Linked DNA regions of Homo sapiens: region 2 is linked to region 1. Evidence: read pairs that join two places in POLR2A ChIA-PET (ENCODE). Cell type or tissue: PC-9. All regions are shown on one strand. Links, peaks and the distances in the headings refer to the core of each region. The heading gives the core; the rest is flanking DNA.

Region 1 (8,319 bases), core at 67-8,066:
ATTTCAGATTCAGGAACCGCGACATCTCCTCCTAGGTCCATGGAGAACAGAGATGGACCCAGCCTTGCACCTGTTCCAGCCTCCAGAGCTCGAGCTTGCCGTGGCTCCTCTGCCTGTCTTCAGATGGGAAGAGCTGGGCACTGGCCTCTACCAATCCCTCCCCACTCAGCCATCCGTCTGAGTCCAGTGCCATGGGCCCTGGCATTCAGCCATGTGTCCAGGTTCAGTGCCACGGGTCCTGGCGTCAGCAGCTCCGGCTCTGCCAGAGGCCAGTGGAGGCACCCTGGTTCCCACGCCCTCCCTGCTCCTGCCATGCGTCCGGTCACAGCAGGTTTGCGGTCACCCTCTGGGTCCCTACCCCGGCCACCCACTCGTCTGGTCAGAGCAGGTTTGCGGTCACCCTCTGGGTCCCAACCCCGGCCACCCACTCCTCAGGCTTCGCTCTCCTAGGGGAGGCTCCCAGATCACTGGGTCTTCCTCACCTGCCTCGGTGGAATCCCGGCTGTTCGCAGCCGCACTGGATGAAGCTCTCGTCTCCTCTCTGGTTCCTCACAGGTGTCGGTGGACTTCGGGGAAGGCAGGTGCAGCCTCCTGCGTTGGCTCCATCGCCTCTGGCCAAGGCCATGGCACACACTCTGCCCGCGTTCCTCTGCACTCCCAGGAAGGCGATGCCCCCGGCCCCAGCCTCGGAGAAGTGGACACGAAGCCCCACTTGCTTTGTGGCCGGTTCCATTTTAATTTGGTCTCAACGGAGTAGAAAATGGGAGAGAGCCGGCGCGTGCTCCAGACAGAAATCAGCCAACGAGCCCATGAGACCCCAAGTCACTGAATCCCCCCACACTCTGGCGTCTCTGAACAACCCGCAAGGACGTCGGTGCCACGGCTGCTCTGGGGTCTACAGTGCACGTCCCCGTGGACCCCCGGCTCCTGCAGGTGAAACCCACCACTCCACGGTGATACAAGAACCTTCCCACGTCCCCATGTCTCTCTGCATGGCCTGGGCACCATGGCTGCCACACTCTATGCGTGTTTTAAAACCCACAGTGCAGGCCGGGCGCAGTGGCTCATGCCTGTAATCCCAGCACTTTGGGAGGCCGAGGCGGGCGGATCACAAGGTCAGGAGATCGAGACCATCTTGGCTAACATGGTGAAACCCCATCTCTACTAGAAATACAAAAAATTAGCTGGTGTGGTGGCGGGCGCCTGTAGTCCCAGCTACTCGGGAGGCTGAGGCAGGAGAATGGCGTGAACCCGGGAGGTGAAGCTTGCAGTGAGCCGAGATCGCGCCACTGCACTCCAGCCTGGGGGACAGAGCAAGACTCCGCCCCGAAAAAAAAAAAACCCACAGTGCACTGTGAATATTTTGTTTAAACAGTCAATTACCTTCGACGGATACTTCATCCATTTGTCAAATCTCAGGTATCTAATTCACCACGCCGTGGCTGTTCCGGGGGCTCCGCGTCTGTCGTCCCACATCTGCGCTGCTCCTGCCGGGAGGACACGCCCGTGCCCCACAGCGGGTCCGCTCACCACTGCTCTTTCAGGCATTACCTCCGGAGACACTCGTTCCACCTTTGTCTCTGAGAGATGTTCTTGCTGACAGGTTTCTTCTTACGACGCTGCCCTTGCGTGGGTTCACTCGCGTTGCTCCTCAGGAGAAATGAGAGCGTGTGTTTTCCTCCGGTGACCTGGAAAGGGACCTTCTGTGGCTGGCCGGGCACTCTGGCTTCCATGGGCCTCTGTCCCATTTCTTCGCCTTTCATGTCCTTGAGGCTTGTTGAGCTTCTATCATCTGTGAGTTCACAGTTGGCGTCAGATTTGGAAATTTTGGAGTCATGATTTTTTCATATCTTTTCAGTGTCTCCATGGTCGGCTCTTCTTCAGGGACCCCCATACGTATTACGGTTGTGCGTGGGGTACTCTTACACTCACGGGGGTGCCGGGCCCCTGGAACCTGCAACTCACGCAGGATGCTCTTTTAACTTACTCTATTATGTTTCCTGTTTTATACGGTGCTGTATCGTTGGCTCTGTCTTTAAGATCATTCACCTTTTCCTCCATGTGTGGTCTGTGAACCCCATCCATTGTAGCCTTGATTTCTAGAAGTTTGGTTTGCATATTTTTAAATGGTCTATGTTTCTACTTAGCTCTTTCAACACAGGGAATGCAGTCAGGATGACTGTCAGTGTCTGTCTGGCGATTCTAACACTTGTGTTAGTTCTGACCAGGATTTCGCAGTGGATTTTTCCTCCCCTTACGGGTGGGTTTTCCTGCTTCCCCGAATGTAATCTTTGAATCGATGGCAGACATTGTTAACATCGCCTTTGTTGGGTGTGGATGTTTGTGTTTATGTGGAAACATTCCTGCACCTTTTTCTGGCGTGCGGTTCAGTTACATGGAAAAGGTTTGGCCTCTCAGGTCTTATTTTAAAGTGGCCGTCAGGGCCGAATGTTCTGCCCATTTTGTCCACACTAATTATCCCTCTTTGGGGAGCAAGACCCTTGTGAGATGCCACCGCCACCCTCGGGAGGCCTCCAGGCTGGGGGACGGGCACTGTGGGCTGCTGGTGTAGGGCCGGACGCTCTCTGACAGTGTTGCCCCTGGCCTCCGGCGGCTTCCTCCCAAGCTGGGTTGGGGCTCTTCTGAACGCTCCCCTCCATGCCCTGTCCTGGGAACTTTAACCCTCTGGGCCTCCCGGAGCCCTCTGTCTCCCCTGTCCCAGGGGGTCTGCTGGGCTCCACCGGGCCCCGCCCTGAATGCAGCCTGGAGCAACGCTGGAGGCCGGGGCTAGGAAACTGTGAGCCCCGCCTTGTCTGTGTCTTTCTCAGGGATTCTCGTCCTTTCCAACCTGGTGCCCGATGTCCGGAAGCACCTCTTCTGTGTTTTCAAATGGGAGAGCGAATCCAGTCCTTTTCACTCCATTTTGGCCAGAAACAGAAGTCCTCCGTGATTTATATTTTTACTAGAATCTTTTAAAGGGGCACAAATGGGGGTGTTTTGCAGGCATACAGAAGCCCCCGTCACTCCTCCCGCCTTGTCTCTGAACCGCTGTGGGGTGGGGAGGGGTCTCTTCTCTCTCCAACCCACATCACTTTCACCCCCCGCCGGCCAAGGCTGCGTTTCCCTCGCCCCCACCCCAGTCCCCCGCGTTGGTAGTGGGATCGGTTTGGTATTCTGAGGCTTCTCTCATTTCTCCTTTATCACCATCTGCCCCACAGCAGGCAGGCCCGGAGCCTCTGCAGAAGGGGGAACCGGGTGCAGGCCCAACGCCGGTCTCTCAGTGTGGCAGCCTTGCGCGCGAGCAGAAGCAGAAGGCCTAGTTCCTACTCTGCAGCCTTGGCTGCCGGGCACGGAGAACGTTTTAGCAGAAACACCTCTGCAAAACCACTTCCTGGCCCGGGCCCAGCCAAACACCATCTTCTCCTCCACCCCAGGGCTCCGCCCCCATCTCCAGGCTCAGCCCAGCACCCCCACCCCCGAAACCCCCAGCCCCACTGCATCTGCCCTGGCCATCTGCCTCCGCCCTGCCTCGCTAACACAGTTATTAATGAGCAATTTTCCTGTAATTACAACGCAGTTATGCCAGTTACCCCGACCTGCTGACAGAGAGCATTCACTTCCATGTGGCACTAGCCCCCAGGCCTGAGAGGACGCAAACACTTGCCCCTCATTCGCTGCCCCCACCCCCACTCTGCCAGCCAGCACCACCCTCCACCCACTCTAGGCCCTTAAGAAAGGAGGGAAGGGCCGCGGGGAGGAGCTCTCAGATCCCGAGGCCCCACTCCCCCTGCAAGGAAGGCTGTGAGCTCGGCCCCAGCCCACCTGCCAGCTCCCCAAACACCTCCCACCTCCCTCCGCCGCCTCCTGAAGGGACTACACTCCCCTGGCTCCTCCAAAATCCGCTAATGAACAGCAGGCGCAGAGGCTCCGCCACCGGCGTGCTCCTGGCCTCAGCCCTCCCTGTTCTGAAACCGCCTTTGCTAAGACGGTAGTAGTGAGGAATCACGACAGTGGCAGAGGCCAACCTGACCCGCTCCACCTGCCTCCACCCCAACCCGCCCGGCTGCTTCCTGAGCGTGGGCCAAACTAACTTTGACAGGAACTTAGTTTACAGTTTAAGTTGGGAACAAAAAGGATAACAGCCCCTCCCCAAAACAGATTCCCTCCTCGCTTGGGGGGACCAGTCCCGTTGTAAAACCGACAAATAACAGCAGGATTAGGAATTCCGGCTCAGGATTCACGCAGCCAGACGCCACAGGACTCCTCCCCAGCCGCTCCTGTATATGACGTCACCGCCGTAAGACCACAGGACACCGCCCCAGCCGCGCCTGTAGATGACGTCACCATCGTAAGACCACAGGACCCTTCCCAGCCGCTCCTGTATATGACGTCACCGCCGTAAGACCACAAGTCACCGCCCCAGCCGCTCCTGTAGATGACGTCACCACAGTAAGACCACAGGATACCGCCCCAGCCGCGCCTGTAGATGACGTCACCATCGTAGGCCCACAGGACCCTTCCCAGCCGCTCCTGTGGATGACGTCACCGCCGTAGGACCTAAGATTGATGCTGGAGAGGTTCTTCAGACCCTGCGTTCTGACGGCTCCGCTGGCACCACCCAGACGGGTAAACTAGCTCTTCCGGTCTGTGGCCCTCACAGGAACCGACTCGGTGCAGGAGGACAGCTTCAGCCCCTGTGATTTCATCCCCGACCAACCAGCCAGCACTCCCCACTCCCTAGCCCCCTGCCTGCCAAACTATCTTTTAAAAAACTCCAGTTTCCAAATTTTCAGGGAGGCTGATTTGAGTAATAATAAAACTCCAGTCTCCTGCTAGCTGGCTCTGGATGCACTAGACTCTATTGCAATTCTCCTGTCCTGATAAATCGGCTGTCAGGCAAGAAGAACCCGTTGGGTGGTTACAGTTTCAAGGCTATATTCAGAGAACTATCCACTAATAAAATCTCTGTTTATGCAGTAGGTCCCACCCCACACCCTCCCTGCTCAAACTGCTGCAATCCCGGCACAGCTTTGTTGACAATGTACCCATCAGCCAACAAAATGTAACAAAATGCACTTTCTTTTAGTTATCTCCTGCTACGTAATAAACTTCCCCGGGAGGTGGAGGTTGCCATGAGCCGAGATTGCACCATTGCACTCCAGCCTGGGCAACAAGAGCAAGACTCCGTCTCAAAAATAAATAAATAAATAAATAAATAAGCCTCCCCGGAGCTTGATGGCCTAAATAGCAATCTACCGTGAGTGCTCAGGGCTCTGGAGTTGACTGGGCTGCGCTGGGTGCTTCCTGCCTAGGGTCTCCAGTGTGGTTGCAGCAAATGCAGGCTGGAGCTGTCCAGCATCTCTTTCTGAGTAGCCTCTCCACGCTCAGCTTGGACCCCCTCACAGCATGGCTGCCAGGGTCATCAAGCTTCTTGGCAGGCAGCTGGCCTCCCCTAGGACAAATCCCACAAAGCTGAGGCAGGAGTTCCAGGGCTACTAAGACGCCGTCTCAGAGTCACAGTCTGCCACCTCCAGCTCATGCCACTGGCTACACAGGCCCAGAGTCCGTGCGTCTGGGGAGGCACCATCCTGAGAAGCCATCTTACGAGTGAGAAGTGGGTGCCAGGAAATGGGGTGCCACCATGATTAGCACCCCAAATATGTGCTGTCACCTTTGGAGTCACGCAGAACCTGGGGGCCTCCAGGAGTCTACGGGGGATGGTGGGAAGGCTGGGGAGGAGGATGGGAAGGAGACCCCCGCTGAGGGCAGGCGGAGCGCTGGGGTGGCACCACCTCTGGCTGCGGGGAAGGTCGTGGCCCTGCGAGGACCTGTCTAGACAGAGGCTGAAGTTGGGGGCGGGGAGGTGGGGGGCAGGCACGTGAGGAGCCGTTGAGTTTGCAGAATCTGGAGGAATCAAGAGGGCCCAGGACAGTCTTTTAAGCCAGTACCAGGTTCTCAAAGTGAGAAATGGCCTCTGGCCTAAGGGTGAAGACCTCAAAGGCGTGGCTGAAGCAGCTTTATTGAGATTTGCAAGATTCACAAGCTATCTTTTAGACTCGATACAGTCAGGCCTCTGGGAACCTCGAGGGCGCCCTTCCGCAGCCTCCTGGGTCTCAGCCCAAGGAGACAAGAGCTTGCCCCAGCGAGCAGGTGTGGGTTAACTCAGTCACGCCCGCAGGAGACACACAGGGTTTCTGCAGAGAGCTCTGTTGTGGAAGTGCCGTCAGAGAGAGGCGGCTCGGTGTGGAAACAGGCCTCTTTATGCTCAGGAGGCAGGCTGAGAAGCTGCCCGGCCACAAGCACAGGCCACCTCTTGCAGAAGAGGGACCTTAACTCTGACCTCAGCCAAGAGCCCAGGAGACACAGCCTGGGGTCACAAAGAGTCAGCTCCTAGGAGCAGGCGGTGCTCACCTAGAAGCTGCTGGTGTGGACCTGGCTGGAGCTCAGGTTTCTGCCAACCGTGTCTGCTCCTCCTGTCCCTGCTGTTTGAACGGGGGTGTCGGCGTGTTCGTCCCGCCCCTGCCTTGTCATCGCATATTGGGTCTAGGGCCCCAGAGAAGTGCACGCCTGTGATCCCAGGCTTCTTAGTTCAGTTCCTCAGATGGAGATGTGGGTGAGAGACGCTGAGGGCCTCCTCCCCAGCCCTCGTTCTGATATGATCAAGGACTCCAAGCCTGGGCCTGAGGATGCAGCGGAATGAGAGGCCGAGGTCTCTGGAGATTGAGTGTGTTTTCACGTGGAGCTAAGGGTCACTGAGTGAGAGGGTGGCCGCCCCTTGTGCTGGCTTCTCCCTTGATGAATCTGGACTGGCCCCGAGCTACAGACTGAATCATCCCAAACTGGGAGACTTACACAAGCCTCCCTCCGGCTTCCAAAAGTTCCTTGGCTTGAGGATAACTTGGCAATCTCCCCTTGTGGAAGGACCCCAGTCCAGGATGGCCTCATCTTTGCTCATCACATCTGCGACACGGCCCTATTTCTAAATAAGCTCACCCTCTGATGACCCTATTTCATTCTTTTGAGACGGAGTCCCGCTCTGTCACCCAGGCTGGAGTGCAGTGGTGCGATCTCGGCTCACTGCAGGCTCCGCTTCCCGGGTTCAAGCCATTCTCCTGCCTCAGCCTCCTGAGTAGCTGGGACTACAGGCGCGTGCCACCACGCCCGGCTAATTTTTTCTAATTTTTAGTAGACACGGGGTTTCACTGTGTTAGCCAGGATGGTCTCGATCTCCTGACCTTGTGATATGCCCGCCTCGGCCTCCCAAAGTGCTGGGATTACAGGTGTGAGCCACTGCACCCGCCCTTTTTTTTTTTTTTTTGAGACGGAGTCTTGCTCTGTTGCCCATGCTGGAGTGCAGTGGCACAATCTCGGCTCACTGCAACCTCTGCCTCCCAGGCTCAAGCGATTCTCCTGTCTCAGCCTCCTGAGTAGCTTGAATTACAGGCACATGCCACCACACCCAGCTAATTTTCGTATTTTTAGTAGAGATGGGGTTTCACCATGTTGGCCAGGCTGGTTTCGAACTCCTGACCTCAGGTGATCCGCCTGCCTCGGTCTCCCAAAGTGCTGGGATTACAGGCGTGAGCCACCGCACCTGGCTGAAAAATTTATTTTTTTAAAAAGAGAGAAGTGCTTAGGAAATTCAATAAACTTACCTTTTTTTTTTCTTTCAAAAATTGCCCCGCTTGGAGCATGCTTTGAAAGTCACAAATAAAGGCTGTTATGTCGTGGCATTCAACCATTTTTGTCTGAAAAGCAACTTCCAAAAATCAGCTGTAGATTCATTGTGTTTCTTTCTAAAAATGAAGTGTTGTAATTAACACTACCCAGTTTCATAAATAAACAAAACATATTTTCTTGCATTCTAGTTTCGGGTTTCAGGATGAAACCTCCATCGATATCTCTAGTTCCTTCAAGTCTGCTGAAATGTCACCTTCCCTGCGGCAAGCATATTTTAGGTAAGGCGTAAATGCAGCCTGCCCCTCCCGGCACCCCACTTCCCCTTGACTTATTTGAGTGATGTGTTTACCTGTGATGACCGCGGCTCATATCTCCCCACCAACCTCCGGGGGCCCCAGGAGGGCAGAGAGCATGTGCTGTGTTCACTGTTGCTTTGAAAGTGCTTAGAACTGTGTCTGGTACATAGTAAATGTTCAATTAAATTTTTTTTTTTACAGTTTCACTTTTCACACTTAAGCGTTTAATCCACTTGCAGTATAGTCATCCCTCGATATCCTCGGGATTGGTTTCAGGACCGCCCTTGGATCCTGAAATCAGCAGGTTCCCAAGGCCCTGGTATAAAGTGGCCTGGTATTTGCA
Region 2 (8,319 bases), core at 64-8,063, 160 kb before region 1:
CTCACTTTTTTTGGGAAAGAAATGGGATATAAATACATGTGTAAATATCTATATAAAATTCACATTCTCTAATTCAGGAGGCAGAGAGCTGTGTGCCTTCAAACCAGAGTATCTATAAACTGGGTTTCTATCAGTGAGGGTATAGAGCAAATGCCGGCTCTGTCAAGGTTCATCCCGATGTCGTTCTCTGTGACGTAAAAACAAAGCTGGGACTGGCCACTTCTGCCAGACTTTATCTTGGCAGACAGGTTTCCTACAGCAGCGGCCACCTACACCTGGGGGGAGGCAGCAGGATGCTGAACCCTCAAAAGGAGAGCAAGAGCCCCCACTGTGCAGCAAGCCCAGGCCTGGGGGTCCCCGATCCCACAGAGGAGGAATCAGCTCCACTACAGCAAGCCCAGGCCTGGGGGTCCCACATCCCACAGAGGAGGAATCAGCTCCACTACAGCAAGGCCAGGCCTGGGGGTCCCCGATCCCACAGAGGAGGAATCAGCTCCACTACAGCAAGCCCAGGCCTGGGGTCCCACATCCCACAGAGGAGGAATCAGCTCCACTGCAGCAAGGCCAGGCCTGGGGGTCCCCGATCCCACAGAGGAGGAATCAGCTCCACTGCAGCAAGCCCAGGCCTGGGGGTCCCTGATCCCACAGAGGAGGAATCAGCTCCACTACAGCAAGGCCAGGCCTGGGGGTCCCCGATCCCACAGAGGAGGAATCAGCTCCACTACAGCAAGCCCAGGCCTGGGGGTCCCTGATCCCACAGAAGAGGAATCAGCTCCACTGCAGCAAGGCCAGGCCTGGGGTCCCACATCCCACAGAGGGGGAATCAGCTCCACTACAGCAAGGCCAGGCCTGGGGTCCCACATCCCACAGAGGGGGAATCCAATGGGACCCCTGCAGCTCTAAGAACAGAAAACCCAATTCAGATGTGCTTAAAGAAAAAACTAAAAATACGTGTGTGCGCGTGTGTGCGTGTGTGTGCGTGTGTGCGTGCATGCGTGTGTGTGCGTGTGCATGTGTGTGTGCACGCATGTGGTAATTTATTGCAAAGTCAAGTGGGTCTGTTTTGGGAACAGCTGGATCTAGGTGTTCAGACACTGGCCCCTTCTTGGGTTTCGTGAGGGACCCTGGAAGCTCCAAGCTCTCCCCTCTTGATGATAAGGTTGCTGCAGCTCCCCCAGCTCCCAGCCTTGGTTTCATCTTGTGGGAAAAGGCTGCCTGTTTTTTTCTCGATGGCCCGCTGGTAATTCCAGAATTCACTCTGACTGGACTGGCTTAAACCACCTGACCAGCCCTGAGCCAACCCCTAGGTCTGGGGTGACCTTCACGCTCTGACTGGTTTAGACCTGGGCGGCGGGATCTGCAGCTGGGCTGAAATGGATCAGAGCGGGGGGTGTGGACTTCCATCTGGAGCCGGGACAGGACCTCAGGAGGCAAATGACGACCGTCTGTGACACGCAGGCCCACGTCTGTGCTAGAAAAGCCACCCCTTGATATGGGGCGAGGATGGGACCCGAGAGACCCTCGCCCCACCCTGCACTGGCTCAGCAGCCGGGTCCAGACTCCCAGGCCTCTGGAAAACGAACCTCGGGGGGACGCAGAGGGTCACACAGGGCTTCACCCCCAGCTCGGGTTCAGTCCTGACTCAGAGACGACCCGGCCCCCACGACTGGACCCCACAACGCACAGGGCCCCCGCCGGCCAACAAGACCAAGGTCACGCACAGCGGTGCTGGGATCCTCCAGAGGACTCCACAGGGGACCGAGGGCCTGCAGGGATTCGAAAACCAGTGCCGGACGCAGCCTTCCTCCCTTACAGCAAGAGCTAGGAGATAAAACAGGCAGGCCGGGAGAGCAGGGCCCGGGTCGCGCCTTCCTCACGGCTGGAAGCCTCCCAGGTGACGGGAGGAATGATGGGGACGGGGCGGGGTACTTGGAGACCTTCCTCTGTCAGATGGCTCTGATGTTTCCACTGTTGCTGTGAGCAGGAAAGGGTTAACTTGGCAGCTGGCTCCTCCACACCCTGAGCGCCCACATCCGGCCCCTCCTTGCCCCGGAACCTCCTGCCGGAGAGGACAGCCCTGCTCACCTGGCCTTGGCAGCCCCAGCTGGTCTGTGCAATGGTGGGATTCACGGTGGGCACTTGGCCTCACGGCATCAGCCTGACCTCTGGAGGGTGGAGACCAAGGTCAGCCATGTCCACGAGACCAGCCCAGTGAGGACCATGGTCACCGAGGCTCGGGGGCTCCTGGCTGGCCTCGCTTGGCACGTGTTGTCACACATGGGTGCCGGAGAATCAAGTCCATGGGACCCCCCCCCAGGAGGGGACACCTGGGAGCTCGCACCTGGCCTCTCCTGGGCCCTGCCTGGGCATCTCTTCCCTCTGCTGACTTTAACCCATGTCCTCTGCTGTGAGAACCCACAGCAGGGAAAAGCAGCCTGTCTGGGCTCTGTCTGTCCTTCTAGCAAGTTGTGGACCGTCAAGGTGGTCTCGGGGGTCTTCCTGCCACACAGCTGCCTGGAGGCTCACAGCCAAGAACGGTGCTCACTCCAGCAGTGGGGCTAGCCCTGAGAGCAAACAGATTTCACCCCCAAATTCAGGACACACAGGAGCGTTCAAAAACCACACACACACGTGCACACATGCACACACACGCATGTACACACGCACACATATGCACACACGCACATGCACGCACACCCACGCACATGCACGCACACGCACGTATACACACACACGCACACCCACGCATGTGTGTGCACACGTGCACACACAGACTCCTGTGCACACATGCACACATGCGCACACACCCGCACACATGCAGGTGCACACGCACACACCCACACCCACCCGCACACAACGCGCGCGCACGCACACACACACACACCGTGCACCCTCAGTGCACAGGCTGGCTAACACACACGAGCCGCTTTCCAAACCGAAGTCATTCCAGCCCCATGCCTGTAGCTGGCGCCACATGAAAACACCACTGTGTTCTTATTTATGGAGCATGTTTCTTTAAACTGGCCTATTTTAAAACTAAATGCATTTTTTATTTGAAAGGGAATCTTCATTTCACCGCTGCAAATGGAAAGCTGGCATCACTTGTGTTAAATCATGGTAACCATGAAAATAAGTAGAATGAAAATAAAATAATGTTGTCACACTCTGGATGTGGCTGAGGTGTCCAAGCCTCCATGCCCAGGCCTCAGCCCTGTTTGTCTAAAGGACTCGGGGAAACCCCCTCCAGGAGGAATCAGAGCCTCGGGAGCTGGGCACGCCTCACTCGCACTGCCGTGCTGTCTAAGGAAGCTTCATCACACCTAGAATCAGTCCCCAGCACGCATTTGTGGGAAGGGTGTGAAGTGGGCCCCACCTGGCTAGAACAGGGAGCTCCGGGTTCCTGCACCAACCTCCACGCAGCCCGGGGCGCTCCCTGCACCCCTGGACCCTGCGGGCCTGTCCAGCATCTCGCCTCCCTCTGTCCACACATGGGGAACCCCAGAGCAGGTGAGTGAACGCCCTGGGAACCACTGCCTGAGTCACAAGGAATGGAATGGGGCTGAGACACGCCTTTCCTCCTCCCCTCTCTTCCCTGCCAGCCTCCTGATCCCCATCTCAAATGAGCTCCTGGCCCAAGAATCCCGGTGTCAGGGTTCCCTGGCGGGTGGGGCAGGCTGACCACACCAGGAGCTGCAGAGGGGGCTGCCCTCCTGCCTGCCCTCCCTCAGGCAGCTCCAGGAGGAGGCAAGTGTGGCTGAGGCCACCTGCCACCACCCCACGGTGAAACGCGGCCCCACTGGGCAGCCCTGAGCGCCCGGCTTCTGCAGGACAATGCCACCAGGGGCCCTCCCAGGGAGCATCCTGTCGCGGGCTGGGCTCTGCGGACAGAGACGCAGGAGGGGCTGGCCAAGCCTGCCAGTCGCTCCCAGGCCCAGAGGCCAAGCTCAGCCAAACTTTATCCGAGCAACAATGCCAATTAATCTGGCGCTTGTCGCGGCTACTCCCTCAGGGCAGGTGTGAGGGTCAGCGACCAAGCTCCATCCTGAGTGGCACTGAGGCAAAGCCGTGGCGGCCAGGGCCCGGCTCCTGATTCACCCGCTCTTGCAGCCTGGGGGCGACAGGATGGGAGGTGCGCAGGCCACGGATGGAACGGGAATGCCCTTCGCTTCAGACACAAGCGACACCCAGCTCAGCAGTGACTGAGGCCACAGCAGGTGGGACCAGGGCTGGCAGGGCCTGACACAGGGCGCCTCTGCTGCGTGAGCCATGGTGCCTCAGCCCAGCTTCCGTGATCCCCAGATGCAGCTATGGCAGGAGTGCCCCAAGCCTGGGGCTAGGCCCTGGGAAGGATGCCCGCAGCCAAAAGTAGGGGAGGGGGAGAGACACAGAGAGATAGAGAAAGACAGAGAGAGATACAGAGAGATTGAGAGAAGGAGAGAGGGAGAGACAGAGAGAGACAGGAGAGACAGAGGAGGAGAGACAGGGAAGACAGAGGAGGCAGGAGGGCCCCACAGGTGGGGGCTCCTGACTGCTCCACTTTCCCACAGCAGACCTTTGCGCGTTTCTCCCAGGAGCCCGCAGCTCGTGGGGGCAGTCCCCGGCCAGCACGGGGGAGCGCTCACTTTCCCGGCCAGCGTGGGGGGCGGTCACTTCCCCGGCGGGCGTGGGGGGCGGTCACTTCCCTGGCGGGCGTGGGGGCCGCTCACTTCCCCGGCCGGCGTGGGGGGCAGTCACTTCCCTGGCCAGTGTGGGGGGCGGTCACTTCCTCGGCGGGCGTCGGGGGATGGGGGGCAGTCACTCACTCACTTTCTGGGCCGGTAGTCGGGGATGCTCCGATCGAGGGAGATGCGGTCGCTGAGCTGAGCGTTGTAGCCGTACTCCTCATACTTGCCTTCCGCCTCCTGGCCGTCATCACGCAGGGTGGCCGCCAAGCCACCCTGGCCCAGGCCTCCTGGCCCCTCCACCAGGCCGATGGGCTTGGCAAGGCCTGGGGGAAAGGAAGAGAGGGAGGTCAGGCAGGCCCAGGACACGCTGCGTCTGCACCCAGGAGACGCCCCTCCCGCCCCTCTCCCCGACGGCCGCTTCCCCCGGTACAAGCCCAGCAAACTCCCTGCAGATGGCAGGCTGCCAGCTCAGGACATTCCAGAAAGTGCAAGGCTGTGCGCGGAGTGAGAGGGCGGTGCCAGGCGGAAGAGGGAGGGATGAATGGGTGGTACATGAGGCGTTGAAGGCAGTGGACTCTGTGTGATGCTGCAATGGTGGATATCTGTTATTATTATGTATTTTTTGATTCAGGGTCTTGCTCTGTCACCCAGGCTGCAGTGCAGTGGCATGATCTCAGCTCACTGCAGCCTGGACCTCCCAGGCTCAAGCAATCCTCCCACCTCAGCCTCCTGAGTAAATGGGTGGGCCTCCACAACTGGCAAATTTTTGTATTTTTAGTGGAGACAGGGTTTCACCGTGTTGGTCAGGCTGGTCTTGAACTCCTGACCTCAAGCGATCCACCTACCTAGGCCTCCCAAAGTGCTGGGATTACAGGCGTGAGTCACTGCACTGGCCAATACTTGTTCTTACGCAATTGTCCAAACGCACAGCAGGTGTGACACTGAGTGAGCGCCCCCCCCCCCCCCCGTGAGCCACAGCCCTCAGTGAGTCACCTGCATCGGGCAGCATCGGCTCATCGACGGTGACACAGTCACACTCACGCACGCCAGCCCCCCGTGAGCCACGGCCCTCAGTGAGTTTCCTGCATCGGGCAGCATTGGCTCATCGACAGTGACACAGTCACACACGTTCACGCCCAGGCGCTGTGCCTGCGGGGCAGAGGATGCGGGAACTCCGCTCAGTCTCTATCAACCCGAAACTGCTCTGATGGTCAGGCCTACTAATGTTAAAAATATTAACCCGAAAATTGCAACGGCTCTAAGATTAGGTATTTTAAACGCCATGCCGCCGCCACCATCCCCACCAGCCCTTGACACCATCCGCCTGTGTAACTTGAGCTGAACACACATCCACATGCGTGCTGCTACTCTGGGGTAGGAAGAACCGAGCCGTCGACACAGGCAGCAGCCGAGACGTGGCTCACACACGTGACGCCAAGCCAAAGATCAACACAGGAGACCTCATCCCGTGTGGCCGCCGGCGTGAGGTTCAAGAACAGACGGAATCACAACCCACCCCATGGCCATCGGGGCAGGACGGGGACCCCGGGGTGGGGCAGTGTCGACTGGAAAGGAGCCGGTGGAACTTCTGGGCTGACAGGGAGGCTCCGCAGCTTGGTCAGGGTGTGTGGAATGGGTGCCCAAGGGGGCCGGGCCAGGGAAAGTTCTAGGTGCTCAGTTGTGCTGGGCAAGCAGACGCGGCTTGGAGATGCTGTTCCCAGGGGGACGGGAGTGAGAGGGGTGTCTCCCCACAAAGATGGCACCATTGGCTGTCTCTGAGCTGGGAGTCTCTGGGGCATCTTGGATTTGGGGGCGGGTGCCTGGGCAATAGTTTTAAGCCAGAAAGAGGCGGCATGGACCCCTGAGGCTGGGCTGCCTTTTGTCAGCTTGCACAGAGAGGTCTCTGGTCCTCGGAGGAAGGCCAGTGGAAACACAAACTTGTGAAATACCCGATGCTAATATCCCACAACTGCCCGCCTGGGAGGGGACCTTCTCTCGCGGCGCCAGCTCCTGGAGCCTGGTGGGATCTCTGTAGGATTCCTGCTATGGGGAGGGAGGGACCGATGCCCTGGGAAGATTCCAGTCTGTGACCCTCCGCCCCCCACAGGGCAGTGAGTGGCTTTCTCCCCTCAGCAGAGCCGAGGCTTTGAGCCTCCCGGAACCTCTGGACTTTCTGGAATATTCCATTTTAAATGAGTAAACAAAGTGTCCGTATTTATGTAGGACTGAAGGATACAGATTGGACGTAGAATTGAAAAATGACACAAATCACTTCCCCTTCTTATTTTAATCCTGTGAGATAAATACGTAATCATGCTATTTTAAAATATCGATACTGCACTTGCATTTTTCACTTTGGAAAGTCTGGAATTGGATGTCTCCCAGAGGCAGGCACAGCAGCTTCTAACTCGAGAGAGAGAGACACCTCATCATCCGTGGGGCTCAGGCCTCAGGTGGGGATTGGCCGCCTGGCCAGAGGGTAGCTGAGCGTGGTTCCAGATGGCTGCCTGATGCCCAGCGTTGGGGGCAGGAGGGTGGCTGAGCGTGGTTCCGGACGGCTGCCCGATGCCCGGCATTGGACCCGGCAGGAGGGTGGCTGAGCGTCGTTCTGGACGGCTGCCCGATGCCCAGCATTGGGGGCAGGAGGGTGGCTGAGCGTGGTTCTGGACGGCTGCCCGATGCCCAGCGTTGGAACCGGCAGGAGGGTGGCTGAGCGTGGTTTCGGACGGCTGCCCGATGCCCGGCGTTGGACCCGGCAGGAGGGTGGCTGAGCGTGGTTTCGGACGGCTGCCTGATGCCCAGCGTTGGACCCGGCAGGAGGGTGGCTGAGCATGGTTCCAGATGGCTGCCCAATGCCCGGCGTTCTGAGGTCAGCAGGACCCTCTTTCTTATTCAGACTGGCATTTTGTTTCTGCCTGTCTCTGGAAACTGATTTTTTTTGTTGTTGGGATCCTAGATTTGGTCAGGGCATATCTTGCCGTGAATCACAGTCATGCGTGGCAATCCACACTCATGCCAACGTTCAGCTCCAGGAAGTTTGCTCTGTTAATGATGTGACTGTATTCCCATCTGCCATCCCTGTTTTCTCTTCTGTAACCCCTGTTAAGTGAACGTTTCCCCTCCCGGTTTATCTCCTGCCTCCCAACGCTTCATTCTCCGTTTTCATTCTCTTGGTTTTCATCTCATCGGCTTGATCTTTTGTCGTGCCATGTTGCCAACTAGCCTGTCCATTGAATTGGTTTTGTTGTCATATATTTAATCCCAAAAGAGGCTTCTTGCTCTCCAGTCGCCCCTGCCTTGCATGAATGGCAAACTGGTTTTACTTTATGTGGTTGGCAGTAGCCCCAAAGCTGTCCACACCCTAATCCCTGGAACCGGTGAGTGTCACGTTACACAGCTAAGGGGACTTGGCAGACGCCCCCTGCTTTGCCTGAATCTGCTTCATTGGCCAGAAGGAGTGGAGGAGCTGGGCCTTCACTGTGGTCACCCGTCACTTGCATGGGGGTTAGGGGACACCCCAGCCACGCTGCTGCTCACAGCTTCCTTGCGGAGGAAGTGAGGGTTGCCAGGCCTCTGAATGAGTGTGTTTTGAAGAGAGACGCTGCCATTCCCATCCTCCCTCCACCCGGGGCTCCATGCCTCCCCTCACTGCTGC

What was found. Peaks named below come from ENCODE experiments on the same cell type or tissue, not always from the same donor. Only the 100,000 strongest peaks of a DNase experiment are listed, where the experiment ranks them.
Region 2: POLR2A ChIA-PET joins it to region 1 with 15 read pairs; 2 of 35 experiments call an interaction of 5 or more read pairs at or near these places.

Annotation. Positions count from the first base shown.
Region 1 is chr12:132,441,777-132,450,095 of GRCh38, forward strand. LOC112268102 (a long non-coding RNA gene) reads left to right here and starts at 60. Exons shown (of 2, transcript XR_002957440.2): 1 at 60-331; 2 at 556-5,230. RefSeq lists enhancers at 2,230-2,917, 3,605-4,292, 4,293-4,979 and silencers at 7,935-7,984, 8,015-8,084. In PC-9, for the core only: no CTCF peak of the experiment used is centred there; a DNase peak (open chromatin) is centred at 4,415; H3K4me3 peaks cover 1,950 bases; H3K27ac peaks cover 1,256 bases; H3K27me3 peaks cover 2,476 bases.
Region 2 is chr12:132,281,444-132,289,762 of GRCh38, forward strand. GALNT9 (polypeptide N-acetylgalactosaminyltransferase 9) reads right to left here. Exons shown (of 11, transcript NM_001122636.2): 2 at 4,807-4,987. Among named protein-coding and RNA genes, the nearest start is that of GALNT9-AS1, 10 kb to the left of the region's middle. RefSeq lists enhancers at 2,334-2,987, 3,642-4,295, 5,014-6,213. In PC-9, for the core only: CTCF peaks have their summits at 2,930 and 3,370; DNase peaks (open chromatin) are centred at 3,538, 5,638 and 8,015; H3K27me3 peaks cover 823 bases.